Regions from separate parts of the Mus musculus genome. Here region 2 is linked to region 1. A link is a contact called in ENCODE Hi-C or POLR2A ChIA-PET data. All regions are on one chromosome and are shown on one strand. The core of a region is the stretch at or near the end of the contact, and the rest is flanking DNA. Distances in the headings are between cores, read along the strand shown.

What was found. A loop is a pair of places that touch in the nucleus more often than their neighbours do. ChIA-PET counts read pairs that join two places held with the same protein, here RNA polymerase II (POLR2A).
Region 2: a loop to region 1 is called in a map of heart, with 2.3 times the contacts of the local background. The contact joins the enhancer-like site here to the promoter of Smbd1 in region 1. A Hi-C loop is called at or near these places in 7 of 37 maps with a recorded cell type or tissue (CH12.LX, T-helper 17 cell, gastrocnemius and 2 more). POLR2A ChIA-PET finds 5 or more read pairs at or near these places in 3 of 5 experiments (Patski and embryonic stem cell).

Annotation. Positions count from the first base shown.
Region 1 is chr16:32,807,808-32,815,486 of GRCm38, reverse strand. Smbd1 (somatomedin B domain containing 1) reads left to right here and starts at 5,041. Exons shown (of 4, transcript NM_001256309.1): 1 at 5,041-5,113. The coding sequence starts at 5,053.
Region 2 is chr16:32,849,945-32,857,623 of GRCm38, reverse strand. Rubcn (RUN domain and cysteine-rich domain containing, Beclin 1-interacting protein) reads left to right here. Exons shown (of 19, transcript NM_172615.4): 2 at 579-732. Among named protein-coding and RNA genes, the nearest start is that of Rubcn, 15 kb to the left of the region's middle. RefSeq lists an enhancer at 1,755-5,540. Within about 2 kb of position 4,048, at least 1 of the 3 ENCODE cell types and tissues checked has a DNase peak (open chromatin) inside an H3K27ac peak, as active enhancers do; it is heart, where a contact is called at or near this core.

The sequences.
Region 1 (7,679 bases), core at 3,792-6,291:
CAGTTGCCCCCTCCTTATAAGTCTGAGAGATGGCTGCTATGTAGACTTGAGCCCTAGGGTCACATTCCTCACCTGCAGCTGGACTGAACTGGCAAACATGCCTTTCCCCTCCCCCACGACTCAACCCTGTCCTTTCTCCCCAGCCCCCTCCCGCCTGCTATGTCTCTTGAGGCTTAGCTGCTCAGCGGAGTCTCCTTTTTATAGACCAAGCTCAAGTTATCCAGGAATGCACAGGTCCTCCGTCCCAGGCACTCCCTCTGCTCACGTTACCAGAAGGTCACAGTTATGAGAGGCCACAGTGCTTTCCCCAAACTCTGACCATGTAAGTCACTTTTAAGAGACACAGGTCCTTTGCTGTTTTCTTCAGCTATAAAGAGCCCACACTCTAGAACCTCCACTTTCCGAGGCAATGGAAACGTGTCCCTTGTTGCAAAGGGTCAGCTGGTCGTTAAAACAAAACGAAATGAAACGCAAGCCTCTCACTTCCACCCGCCAGCTTGGTTTTACATTTTTTAATTATCTTTTTCATTGGGGGGGGGAGGGGGGAGGGCTGTGCCACTGTGCATATGTGAAGCTCAGAGGACAACTTGCAGGAGTTGGTTCTCTGCTTCCACCGTATGGGGGTCCCGGCTCGTTTGATAAAGCTCTGTCTCTCTGGAAGTCCTCAGTGCTGTAAGATCAGGGAGCTGGTACTGTTCCCTCGCTGCAGTGATTTCCACGCATGCGCGAGCCTCCTTCACCTGCCGCTGCCAAGGGGCGCCCAGCCACACCCAGCGTTCAAGGCGGTGAAGGTGGCCACTCTGAAAAGATCTTTCACCTCAATCCCTGTGACCTGAAGTCCAGCTCCTTGCACACCGCCCAGTCAGTTCCTGCCATTCCATCCCACTTCCCCATGTCTACGCTATCCCTGGTGACATCTTCTGGAACTTCCCAATTTCACTTTCCGTGCTGCGGAAGGACGCTCACAGATGTGGAATAATCTCTTTTTAAATCATGGTCTCTCACATTAGGTTTCAGGCCAAAGCTACTGTCTACTGTCTCTAGAAGGTTCACTTTTCTGTTCTTTTAAAAAGATTCCTTTTTATTATTTTAAAGTATGTGTGCACTCTGTGAGGGGTGGGAAGCAATATGCACGCGTGTGTGCCAGTGGCAGAGGCATAGCATCCTTTAAAGCTACAGTTACTAGTAGTTTGAGTACCATTGTGGGCACTGGGACCAAACAGGAGCCAAATGCAATTTTAAATGCTGAGCTGTCTCTCCAGTCCCCCACTTTTCCATTCTTAACAGGGACCACCCCAAACCTTTCCTAACTGCCACTCCACGGATCCTTTCATTTACCCCACATCACAAAGAAATGGTGGCATCCAGAACAGATGCCCTCCTCACTCTGCCAGAGCTCCTCTGTGCCAGGCCACATCTCTATTCTTCTACCTTGTCGCTAAATTGCAGGGGCTAGGATGCAGAAGCCTCTGTGGATTGTGCTAAAAAGCCAAATAGACTGGAAGGCGACCCCACCCAGCCAGCTGGGTGTGGTGGTGCAATTTGTAATCCCAGCACCCCAGAGGCTGAGACTAGATTCTGAGTTCCAGGCCAGCACAAACTACATAGCCAGACCCTATTTTATAAACAAACAAATAAACCAAACAAAAATATTCCATAGACCAATGTGCACAGAAAATGAAGTGCTCTCCTGGGAGAATTTGGCTTCATCTCTTGTGGCCATTTCTTGTGTGTTTAACTTCTCACCGAGAGTAGAGGCACTAATAATAAAGTGTTGACACGTTTTTTTTTTCCATTTTAAAAATCCAGACTGGGGCTAGAGAGATGGTTCCACAGTTAAGAGCGTTCACTGTTCTTGAAGAGGACCTGAGGTCAGTTCCCAACACACACGTGGCAGCTCAAAATTACTCTAACTCCAGTTCGGGGAATCTATCGCCCTCTTCCGGCCCCTACAGGCCCTGCATATGTGGGATGCACATACATTCAGCCACCAAACATTTATTAATTAAAAGTCGGAATAAATAAATATTTTAAAAATATTTATCTCTTAAGTTTACTTTCCTCCAAGTTATTTCCTCTTTAATGGCCAAACACCTCCAAAACAATGACTGCACGTTCTGCCAACTTCTGAACATCTGCTACCCTCAATTAAGCCAAATACTACTTCCTTCCTATTCCCACTTCCTTAGAAATACGTAGGCCCGAGGGTCCCTGTGCCATCTGGAGGGGTAACCCGAGTGGACTCTTCGCAGTGTGGCCCTTCTGGATGCCTGAGAAATATTTGAAGTAGCGATGCAGCAAGCAGTTTCTCTTAGAGAGGAAGGACACTGTCCTGTGCTGGTGGCGCCATCTGCTGGTATTGCAGATGTTATACCCAACTTGTTTTCTCTCTCTTCCTCCCCTTGGGCTCTCAAGGGAGGCATCCCCGCAAGATGGGTGAAGAGATAGTCAAATCATCTAGACAAGCCACACCTAAGTCTTTGCTTCTACTACATGGAAACACCCCCCCCTCCCCGTTGAAGTCATCAGGGCGACACCCATAGACCTCTGAGAGAAGAAAAAAAAAATCCCCTTCTAGGGCTGGAAAGATGGCTCAGGGGTTAAGAGCACTGACTGCTCTTTCAGAGGTCCAGAGTTCAAATCCCAGCAACCACATGGTGGCTCACAACCACCTGTAATGGGATCTGATGCCTTCTTCTGGTGTGTCTGAAGACAGCTACAGTGCACTTATATACATAAAATAAAATAAATCTTTAAAAAAATTTCCCTTCTAGCCAGGCAGTGGTGGTGCACACCTTTAATCCCAGAACTAGTGGAGGCAAGACACCAGAGGCAGCCAGATCTCTGTGAGTTCAAAGCTAGCCTGGTCTACAGAGTGAGTTCTAGGACAGCCAGGGCTACATACACAGAGAAACCTCGTCTTTAAAAGGAAAAAAAGTGTCTCTTCATGTAACCCAACCCAAGGCCCTGAGAAGTCGATGAGCTCACTGGAATATGAGTATTATGCCTGCAGCTCCCATTATACTTAAGCCGCATGCTTTCTCCCCAATAGTAGGACTAAAGGAAAGCTGTCCACTCTCAACACTTTAACTCATCACAGTGAAACAAGTTCTAGCCACTCTAAAAAGGTGGGAAAAGGAAATGAGATAGATCTGTGTTTGCAGATGTCACGGTTATGTAGAAAGTCCCAAGGAATTTGTTTCTAAAAACAAATCTAGAATAATGGAGTGAGCCCTGCTGACACATGGTGTATGACTTTGACCTCTGGGGCTGTGAGAAGACAGATCTCTTCTATTTTATTAGCTAGTTTAGAGAGCGGGTCTCGCTAAATCATAGCCTTCTTGGCCACTGGCTCCCTGAGAGCCAGTTTTCCATCCCAGCTTCTGCACTTTTAAAGATTATTATTATACCATTATGCTTCCAGCTACACATTGCAGGAACCCTACCAAGACACCAGACAAAAGACAGTTTGTTTTCCTAACATTTCAAGAGCCCCAGGGGAAGCACACCAATTGATGCCTCTGGTTTGCTTACATAGTGATTCCTTTGCGGCCCAGGCTCCTTCCATCCTTCTGTCCTGTCAGGCTCAGCATACCGCCATTTGCTTTATCTGCATGTCTTTACCTGGTGATTGTTGTTGCCACATAAACAAACAAAAAAATCTAATAAAGGTAGGAAGGGGCAGGTGAGGACACTCAGAGGATAAAGTGCTCACTTTGTGAGCCTAACAACCTGAGTTTGAGCCTCAGAACCCATGATGGAAGGAGCGAGCTGATTCTCAAAACTAGTCTTTTGGCATCCAAATGCGTGTGTGTATGCGTGCCCCCTCCCCTATGATAGCTAAAATATAAATTTAAAAAGCATAAGTAAAAATGCCAGAGAGAAATGGGGTGTTATATCAGAGTTCTCTAGAGAAACAGAACTGGTAGAATTTATGTATATTAAAATGGGATCTATTAAAATGGCACACAGGCTCTGGTCTGGCTAGTCCAGCATTGGCTGTTGCCTGATGGAAAGGCCAAGAATCCGGCAGTTGTTCCATCCATGAGGCTGGCTGTCTCAGCTGGTCTTCACCCTGTGATGGGGTCCCAAAGAAGTGGGCTCTAATAGAGAAAGAATGTCTCAGCAGCAGGATAGATGAACTTGCCAGCAAGAATGAGGGTAGGCAGGCAAAAAACCAAACCAAACCAAAAACCCCAAACCCCTGCTTTGTCCGTGATCTTTTCCGAGGGCTGCTGCCAGGTGTGGCCCAGATTTAGGGTGAGTGTTTTCACCAGCTTCCAGTGGAAGGTCACAGGGTGGGGTTAGGAGTGGCTATTCTCTGTCTTAGGCACCCACCATCCCTTCAAAAGCAGAGCCTCTGATGCATTCAGGGATTGATTAGAACCTGTTTGGGCCAAAGACGTAACCAATTTCAAATCATAGTCATTTCTGAATGCCCAACAGAGTCGATTCTTTGCATTTTTAAATAGGAGCTAAGGGAAAATTTCTTTATCCCTTAACCTTGAGATGACTTTGCCTCAACCTTCAGCTTTATGTCAGAACTGTAACAGTTCTGCCAGGCGCAGGGTCTCTGCAAGGGAACTGAGGTGCCCCGCTCATTGCTGTAGCTGATGGGACCACTCTTACTATATCTCTCATTTTGATTGGGACAGCACTGGACAGGGAGCTGGGGGACCAGCGCTGTCACCTCAGCTCTCCATATTAAACTGTGTGAGTCCAAAGTATCCTTTGTCTTCCCAGGCCTCAGTGTCCTTGTCTATAAAATGGGAAGGTCAGATACGCACGGAGGCCCTCTGCCACTTTGGCATTTCAGATTCTTCCCAGAGCGTGGGTATAAAAAGATATAAAAATTACCTCTGTTTGGCTAAGTCAATCCCAGCAGCTGAAACACCTGTGCCACACAGCCACGGTGCCACCCCCTTGCCAATCACCAGGTGTCACCTGGCTCCTCCTCTGTGTGGAGACACTGGACAAGTGCTCTCCAGTGAGTAGCTATTGGAGCTGGACCTTGATCCCTGAAGCACTTCTGCATCTATTGAGCCTGAAGCCATGTGGTTTGCCTTTCTCCTCCTGCTGTGGCTGGGCCCTGTGATTCCAAACCAGAAGGCAGGTGAGGAGAACTGAGCTGACCCCTATTTGAGAGGTCAAAGAGACCCTGTGTTTGTTCTCATTTCATTTAGTCAATCAATATTATTTATTTCTGGTCAGATACGCCACCTTCTGATGGCTAGAACCCACTCACTGATCTGATCAGGTAACCCACTTACTCAGACATCACTTGTATCCTAAATGTGCTTGGTGTGGCTTCTGGGTGTGTCCACACAGCTGTCTCTGCAGCAAGCTTGGAGCCTGCTTGGGAAGGCTGTGGAGTCTTCAGAGGTGGTTCTGGTGTGTACACTTTTGGAGGAGGCATGAGGGATTAGGAGGGATGGTGAGCGTAAAAAGCCCAGGTCCAGATGAACAGCAGCCTGGTCCATCAGCCGCCACCCACTAGTTGATCAGGATGGCTAAAAATATACCTGGAAGTACAGCAGGAAATCCATGACTCTTATTGTTGTTATTGTTTTGCGTGTGGGGGGAGGTGTTGTTTGTATGTATGTATGTATGTATGTATGTATGTATGTATGTATGAATGAATGTATGTGCACTATGTGTGTTCCTGGTGCTCCCAGAAGCCAGAAGATTCTTGGAACTGGAGTTAGAGATGGTTGTGAGCTGCCACATGGGTGCTGGGAATTGAACCCGGGTCCCCTGGAAGATCATCCAACGCTCTTAACTGCTGAGCCATCATTCCAGCCCAGGAAATTCAATAAAGGTTTCTCTTCCCAAGCCTTTCTGCTGCCCTGCACCCCCTTCCCACACTCCACACCCCCTTCCATACCCCACACCACTCTCACCTTCTCTAGAAACTTGCCAAAGCCTTGCTCTAGAGGGAGCCAACCTGGCTACCCTGGGTTCTTCACATTTTTACCTTGCTTTAAAGTTTGAGACAGGGTCTCACTAAGTTACCCAGGCTGGCTTGAGCTCACTCTGTAGTCCAAGCAGCCAATGGATTTGAGGTTCTCTTTCCTCAGGCTCCCACAGTCTGTGGGAGTGCCTGGTGATATGTTTCTTTATTTGTTTGTTTGTTTGTTTGTTTGCTTGTTTGTTTGTTTTGAAACAGGGTCTCACTATGTAGCTCCGGCTGTCCTAGAACTCACTATGTAGACCAGGCTAGCCTAGTACAAATCTGCCTGCCTCTGCCTAACTCTGCCCCCTGAGTGCTGGAACTAAAGGCGGGCACCACCACGCTTGGCTACGATGTTTGATTTTTATTTGTTTGTTTGGTTGGTTTTAGGTTTTGGGTTTTTTTTTTGAGACAGGGTTTCTCTGTGTAGCCCTGGCTGTCCTGGAACTCACTCTGTAGACCAGGTTGGCCTTAGACTCAGAAATCTGCCTGCCTCTGCCTCCCAAGTGCTGAGTCATTAGGACATTTTCAGACAAATTTAACATTCCTTAATCTCCTTCTATTTCCCTCCTCCAGATCCCTGTCCCTCCTCCCTGTCCTTCCTGCTTTCATGTCACATATATTCGATTATCCCACTCACTATTCTCTTTCCTTCCCTCCCCAACCCTTCCTGAAGACTTCTTCTCCCCCTGTCATGGTGCCCTTTCTAGTTTCATAACTGACACCCACGCCCACATACATGCACATATGCAGTCACTAAAATCTAGGCTCAACTCGTAGAGGAAAAGATGTGTTTGTCTTCACTTAGCACAGATATTCTCCAGTCTCACCCACTTTTCCGAGAATGTCGTGACTGTATTTTCCTTTATAGCTGAAGGAAGGCTGGGTTCAAGTGTGACCTTGATATGTAAGAACCATTTCTGCTAATGGATTTGGACAGGCCTCCCAAGCTGATGACACAGCATACACCAAGGCTCAGAAGCAGGTGCAGGCAAGGTGTGACACTCTTGGGAGCGGGGTGATAGGAAAGCCAGAAAGATGCTGCTTCTCCAGGTTTGCAGCCAGCTCAAGCATGGCTTTGGGTACCATCCTCCATCTATAGAATGAGAGCCTCTCTCTAGACTTTCAGGCTTTTCTGGCTCCGATCCATTTTTACAAGCATTAATTGTTCTGTGACCTAGTTCACTCATCCATGGAGCTAAGGCAACTTTTAAAGCAACTTATTCTTGTATTTAATGCATGCAGGTCTATTTGGTTCAATTTAATTCTGCCTGGCTCCATTCCATCCTGTGTCACACTGCCCATCAGTCACAGTAAAGTAAACACCATCGGATTGATCTCTGATTCACAAACAAGGCCACCCTTCATTTGGACGCTTCTCCCACCCTTGCTCTTTAGTTGATTCTTGGTCTTAGATGCTTGAGAAGAGGGATGGCTTAGGGATGGAGTAAGCCACCAGTAGGAGGCCCCTGAACTGAGTGTGAACTGGAGCCTGAGGCTCAGCCAGAGCCCCAGCCCTGCCCACTCTTACTTTGAGAGGTCCCGGACCTCTGCTCTCTGCACTTCAGACTCCTGTTTTCACAACACTTTGGCTTGGCCACACCCAGCCTTGCTTCCTTTCAAAGGCCAGCTTCTGTTGACCCTGTCAACTCTGAAAGTCCTCAAGTTTATCCTTAAACAAGGCCCCTGGCAGGTGCTAAGCTAACAGGAATCAATTGAAAAGAAAGCA
Region 2 (7,679 bases), core at 2,799-5,298, 43 kb before region 1:
TCTAAGAGGACCCGATGCCCCCTTCTGCTTCCACCATCACCATGCATGCACATGGTTACAGGCAGATAGGTAGGCAAAAACATCCGTACACAAGAGAATTAAAAAATATATTTGTGATTGTAGACGGGTGTTTTCATCTTTTGCCTATGTATTATCATTATTCAGAAATGGATCTTTTGTTGCTTTTTTGAGACAGAGTTTCTCTGTGTAGCCTGTGCTGTCCTGACACTCACTGTATAGACCAAGCTGGCCTCAAACTCAGAGACCCACCTGCCTTAGCCTCCCTAGTGCTGGGATTAAAGGTGTGTAGCACCACTGCCTGGCTCAGAAATGAATCTTAATGTAATGCCCTCCTAAAACCACAAATATACATAATATGCCATGTAAGTGAGTCTTTATAACAGTAATGCTCTAGGGTGGGCCCTAATGTTGAAGTGAAAAATTAGTAGGGGAGAGAAGGTTAGGATGTAGGGCAGGAGATCCTTTTTTCTCTTCCTCTTATTTATTTATCTTTTGATCTATATGATGAGGATCAGGCACAACAGACCTAGCTAACCATTCATTGGGTATGATTTCAGGAGGGAGCACTGGCAGCTGCTGGGTAATTTGAAGACGACTGTGGAAGGTTTGGTGTCAGCCAACTGCCCCAATGTCTGGTCCAAGTATGGTGGCCTGGAGCGGCTGTGCAGGGACATGCAGAACATCCTGTATCATGGGCTCATCCATGACCAGGTATGTAGAGCTCATCCCCTCCCCCTCTCTGTGCCCAGAACATCTCCCTTGGCGCCTGATGTGCCACAGGTGTCAGAGCAGTGAGAAAACTGCAGGGGTCAGGGGGCCACATCAGCAAGAGGGGACATCAGTCTGTTTCCTGTCGATTCTAAAACACAGGTGAAACTGTTGGCTACTTATAGACTTATTATCTTTCCGCTCCTGAGGTCAGAATTCTCAAGTTCATTAGGCTCAAACCGTGCTGTACTGTGCTAGGAAATTCTAAACAGTTCTTCCTTAATTTCTTCTCCTCCTCCTCCACCACCTCCTCCTCCTGTCCTCTTCCTCCTCCCCGTCCCCCGTCCCCGTCCCCGTCCCCCCCCCGTCCCGTCCCGTCCCGTCCCCCCCCCGCCCCCCCCCCCCCCGGTTCTTCTGATGTTGTTTTGTTTATTTCTTTGTTTCAAGACAGGGTTTCTCTGCATAGCCCTGGCTGTCCTGGAACTCACTGGACCAGGCTGACCTTGAACTGCAGAGGTCTGCCCGCCTCTGCCTCCTCCTGAGTGCTAGGACTAAAGGCCTGGGCCACCATCACCAGACTAAAAATTTCTTCTTTCTTGTCTTTTCAGCTTCCAAGCTGTGTCCCTTGTATTCTTTGGCTCTTGGCCCCTACTTTTTAGAGCCAGTAGCATAATGTCTCGAAATGTATTCCTGCCTTTATATCACCTTTGCTTTCTGTGAGCTCTTCCTTTTTTTTTTTTTTTTTTTCCAGACAGGGTTTTTCTGTGTAGCCCTGGCTGTCCTGGAACTCACTCTGTAGATCAGGCTGCCCTAAAACTCAGAGATCCGCTTGCCTCTGCCTCCCAAGTGCTGGGACTAAAGGTGTGCGCCACCACCGCCGCCTTCTTTTTGCTCTTTTGAGACAGGATCTCATTGTGTACCCCTGGCAGCCCTGGAACTCACTATGTAAACCAAGCTGGTACCTGGGAGGCAGAAGCAGGCTGGTCTGGAACTCACAGAGATCCACCTGCCTTTCCCTCCCAGGGCATGTGTCACAGTGCCTAGCATCTATCTATCTATCTATCTATCTATCTATCTATCTTCCTTCCTTCCTTTCTTTCCTTCTTTCTTTTTTTCAAGTGACTATTTTTACATTATTTACTTATTTATATTTATGGTAATTTGCCTGAAGGCTTATCTGTATGCTGCCTGATGCCTGGTGCCGCAGAGACCAGAGGAGGGTATCAGATCCCCAGGACTAGTTAACAGATGCTTGTAACTGGGTGCTAGAATTAAACCCATGTCCACTGGAAGAGAGCCAGTACTCTTAACAACTGAACCATCTCTCTGGCCACTAGGAACCATTTTTATCAGCCAAGTCATAGTCTCATCTGTATAAATAAGGGTAGTAGTTATAAAGAAGAGCTATAGAACAGTAAATAAGGCAGAGTATAAATTTGTCTTACATAGCTTGTGACATGTAACCAGTGAGGTGCTCGGCAGGTAAAGGCATGTGTCTCCACACCTAACAACCTGAGTCCATTTTCCTCAGACACACTTGACAGAAGAAGAGAACTAACTGCTAATTGTCTCTGACTGCCACATAGACACCATAGCATGTATGTGTGCACAAACGTACAAAATTAATTAATAAAAATTTAAAGTGATTAATAAATTGTTTCCCTGTTGCATATTGTCCTGTGATATATATAATTAAGAACATTGAAATTTTGAAGATAACTTGATTCAGTGAAATCTTATTATCTTCCTTACCACTGGAGATCTTGCAATGCTTTTTAAGAAAATGCCATCCCTTTAATCCCAACACTCGGGAGGCAGAGGCAGTATGATCTCTGTGAGTTCCTGGCCAGCCTGGTCTACAGAGTGAGTTCCAGGACAGCCAGAGCTGCACAGAGAGACTTATCTCAAAAAAACAAAGAAGAAAATGGCATCCATGTTATCTAATTGAAGACCCATTTCTCCCTTGGTTAATAAATGCAGTGCTGTTGACCACCGTCGCTTCTTGATTTGCATGGTATTATCTTATGATGCCACAGGAAGCATTGTCCTGAGTCTGCGACCATTCTTTCAGTTTCTGTACCTGAATTTCTTCTTGGATTAAACATTTTTTAAAAAATGATATTTATTTATTTATGTACATGTATGTGAAGATCAGTGGGCAACTTTCAGGACTCAGATCTGTCCTTCCACCATGTGGGTCCTAGGGATGGAACTCAGATCATTAGATGTAGCCAGTACCCTCACCTGCTGAGCCATGTCCCTTGCCCATTACAGGGTTCTAAAGATAGAGTCATTGTGTGTACTCTTGTGCCCCCCACCCCACCCCCATTTCCTTGAAGCAGTCTCTTGTCACCCATGCACCTTGACACTCAGCTCAGCCCTCGGCGCTGAGCTCCAGCTCTGAACCTGCTGTCTCCCTCACACTATCCTGTGCCTGGCTGCCCCACCCAACAAGCAGGGTGCAGCTAAATATATTATCTCTCAGGAGACTGCATCCCATCTTGGTGTTCTTTATGTTCATTTGTAGCACTGAACTACCCAGTGTTCCATTCACAAGTTTGGGATTCATGCCAGAATGTTTTGTTAAAAACAAAGTGCAAGTTTCCCAGGCTGGTGACCAAAATAGCTACCAGATTAGTGGTGCTGTCATTCAGTGGTTAAACTGCTTGTGCCTTGATAACAAAGGTTCTTTTCTTGGCCCTGTTACTAATTTTACATTGTCACATAGTAACATAACCAGATTACATGATGGTTTCACCATCTGTACCACAAAGGGAGAAATGTTGATGAGACTCTCAAATAAAACAAGCTTACAGATGCAGAATGGTGTTAGCTTATCTTTCTAGAATTTTTTCCAAGTGCTGGGACTAAAGGCGTGCGCCACCAACGCCCAGCTCTTTTTAGAATTCTTAAAAAAAAAAAAAAAAACTAGCACGAAAGCTATCCTATAGAAGCCCCCCCCCTTCAGAAGGAAGCAATTTAAGAATGTATGCGAGCACTTACAACACTAGCATCAGTAAGTGGGAGCAGACACACGTGCAGCATGGACAGGCGCTTAGTCCACAGAGGCTCCAAGAGGAAAGGGCCCGAAACAGAAGCTGCACGTCAGTTTTATTGTGGCCCTGTGCCTTGTTAAGGTCTAAGAGTTAAAGACAGCATCAGACTTGTTTTTCCCCTGTTGTTTCCTTCCAGAAAATTTAGTGCTTTCAAAGGTTTCAGCCTGCTGTGTCATCAGGAAGCTATTCTGGGTGCTGTGCCCTTGGAAAGAGGAAGGGACACATGATTCCCGTTGGTCATTTCTCCTCTTTGTTTTCAAAAGGATGTGCTATGGACGTGAGCTGTGGTTTGTTTTAATCACTTGGGGACCCCGGGAAGCTGTAATGGCATGACTGTAGTCTTAGCGGGATCTCGTCGTTGCCAGCTGCATCTGGGCCACCTTTACTGAGGCCAGGTGTATTGATAACATCTCTGTTCTGCTGCTTATGAATGTGGAGACAGTTCCTGAGATGGCTCAGCTAAGGTGAAAGGGCCCCTCCCCTACCACAAGAAGAAACTGCTTTAGCAGTGTAGATGGCCCAATTAAAATGATTTACTTTTTATGTGTATATTGTCTACATGTATGTATACCATGTGTGTGCCTGGTGCCCATGGAAGCCAGAAGAGGGCATTGGATGCCCTGGAACTGAAGTTACAGGTAGTTGTGGGCCACATGTGAATGCTGGTATCTGTCCTGTGCAAGAGCAGTCTGTACTCTTAACCTCAGAGCCATATCTCTCTAGCCTAAGGTAGCTTGATTTTGTTGAAGCCACCCCTCCACAAAAATACCCAATAGGGTTTCTCTGTATATAGCCCTGGTTGTCCTGGAACTCAGTCTGTAGACCAGGCTGGCCTCTGCTTTCCAAGTACTAGGATTAAAGTTGTGTGCCCCTGTGCCCAGCTCATAATACATTCCTTACTTGTTCACACTTTAACATATACCATAAAGACTCAGAAAAATAAACTCACCCATAAACTTAATAACAAGTAATAATATCACTTTTATCATTCTTTTGGATGTTCTTTATTTTATTTTATTTTATTTTTCTGTATATTTAAATTCTTATATTTAAAAGATAATTTTATGCCTTTTAAAATAGTTAAGATTGTACCATGTGTGTCACTTGGTAACCTACTTTAAAATGTTTAATTTTTGACTATATAATACACTTTACATGGTTACATGGCTAAAAAAGAATTTTTTAAGGTTCATTTATTATTATATCTAATAACACTGTAGCTGTCTTTAGATGCACCAGAAGAGGGAGTCAGATCTCATTACAGATGGTTGTGAGCCACCATGTGGTTGCTGGGATTTGAACTCAGGACCTTCAGAGGAGCAGTCAGTACTCTTAACCACTGAGCCATTCCTCTAGCCCTAAAAAACTTAAGAGTATAAAAAAATATAGTGAAGCCGGGCATAGTGGCGCACGCCTTTAATCCCAGCACTCGGGAGGCAGAGGCAGGCGGATTTCTGAGTTCGAGGCCAGCTTGGTCTATAAAGTGAGTTCCAGGTCAGCCAGGGCTACACAGAGAAACCCTGTCTCGAAAAACAAACAAACAAACAAATAGTAAAAAGTCTCTCATTATCTTCTGATCCTGTAAGTTACTACTTTTTACTAGCTTCCTTCCAGAGTGTGTGTACTTACAAAAGTAATACAAATAACTTCTTTTTGTGTGTCCTTATTGTTTGCTTTTGTTTTGTATTTTTGAGATAGGGTCTTGCTATGTAGCCCAGGCTAACCTTCTACTTGAGATCCTCCTGCTCTGTCTCCTGTATGCATTTACAGACATGGGGTACCATGCTCAGCTCCTGGTTTTTATATTAAATATGTATACATACATATATTTTAAAATATATCTACACATACGAATTATAGAAACAATCTAATGGGCTAACAAGATGTCTCAGTGAGTGCTTGCTGCCAAGTCTAACCACTTGAGGGACCAACTTGGTAGAAGTAGGGAACCAACTCCTACCAGTTTCCCTCAGATCCTCTGTACACTGTGACATAAATTTGAGGCAGGCGTATGCACACACACTATGTTAAAGCTGTGATTTGAGGTCAGTTAGAAGGTGTGTTAAGTGAAAAGGACAAGGTGTAAAATAGTGATGAGAATATGCTAACAACATAGAAATCTCTGGAGAAGACTGATTTGTCGTCTTTAAGCAGCTATTGATTATCTGTAGCTCTCCCATCTAGGGGTGAGGCCCTTGGAAATATTCCCCTCCACTCTGGCATTTCAACCGATGTTGTCACTGTGCCGGTCTTACTTAGGCAATCATATTGTTAAGACTTCATGGTGCGGCTTCCCTGTCACATACAGCAGTCGCTGCCCCCCAGCAGGCACCTTAACCTCTGGCTCTTACAGTTGTGTCCCCTGAGCCTTAGGTGTAAGGATTGCATTGTAGATCATGTAATCTTTTTTAAAACATTTCTACATTTACTTATTTATTGTGGGCGGCATGCACTCAGAGTTGGTTCTCTCTCCTCACCATATTGGTTCTGGGAATCTAACTCAGGTTGGCAGGCCTGGTCGCAGGCGTGTTTACCCGCTGACCCATCTTGTTGGCTGGCGTACAGTCTCTTTAATGTGCTTGTAGATTCAGGTTGTTAGTGCTTATTGGCAAGCTTTGTATTTATGTTCATTGGGGATTTTGGCCAACAGTTTTTGTTTGTTTGTTTATTTGTTTTGTTCTGTTTTTGTCTGGCTTTATATCACAGCTTTTTAGAGGTTGGTAATTTGTCTCGGAGCCATCTGGTTGTGAGCTCTGTTGTATTGGGACATATTTTGCCAATGATTTAAAAAGTATCATTCGAAATTACCCAAGGAGCTAAAGGGAACTGCAACTCTATAGGTGGAACAACAATATGAACTAACCAGTACCCGAGAGCTCTTGTCTTTAGCTGCATATGTATCAAAAGATGGCCTAGTCGGCCATCACTGCAAAGAGAGGCCCATTGGACTTGCAAACTTTATATGCCCCAGTACAGGGGAACGCCAGGGCCAAAAAGGGGGAGTGGGTGGGTAGGGGGTTGGGGGGGTGGGTATGGGGGACCTTTGGGATAGCATTGAAAATGTAAACAAGGAAAATACCTAATTTAAAAAAAGTATCATTCATTGCTCCGTTGAGGTTTTCTGTGTACTCTTAGTTCAGGTTTGGTAGATGAAATGAATCCCAGCTGCCTGTCTCACTGGGTTACAGTGAGCGCTACATCACCTGAGTTCTGGAGATTGAACCCAGCACTCTACTGGCTGAAATTTAACTATCGTTACGTGTTTTCCAATGAATGTGCATATAATTCTTTATAGTCGTCCCTACCATTGACCTGATATGACCCTACTCCCACCCCCACCCCCAGTCCTTGGACTAGAACCCAGAGCCTTAGTGTTTGTTTGTTTGTTTGTTTGTTTGTTTTTAACAACTAGTTGGATTAGTTTTAAGAACTACCTTGTGGGGAACTGAACAGTGCAGAGAAAACGATCAGAAGGCAGGTAACACTCACTGTACGCCTTCCAGGAGAATGAAGGTTTAGGGCTCAGCCAGTAGAGTGCTCCCATGCAAGGAACTGGGTTCAATCTCAGGAACCCAGGAGAGGTGGTGCTCACTGTAATCTAGTGATGCTGAGGCAGAGACAGGAGGCTCCTTGGCATTTACAGACCAGCCAGCCAGGCCAGCCCACCATGGAGCTCTACTGAGAGACGTCTCAAAAACAGGAAAAGTACTCCTGAGGCTCCTCACCCAAGCTTGATCTCTAACTTCTGTGAACATGGGGACACATCACCCATATACACAAAACGGGCAGCCTTGTGGAAGCAGACTATGCTCATCCTCTCCCTCCTCCCCTCCCCTCCTCCTTCCCGCCCTTCTGTTCTGTTTTCTTGTTTTGGAAATAAGGTCTCCTCCTTGC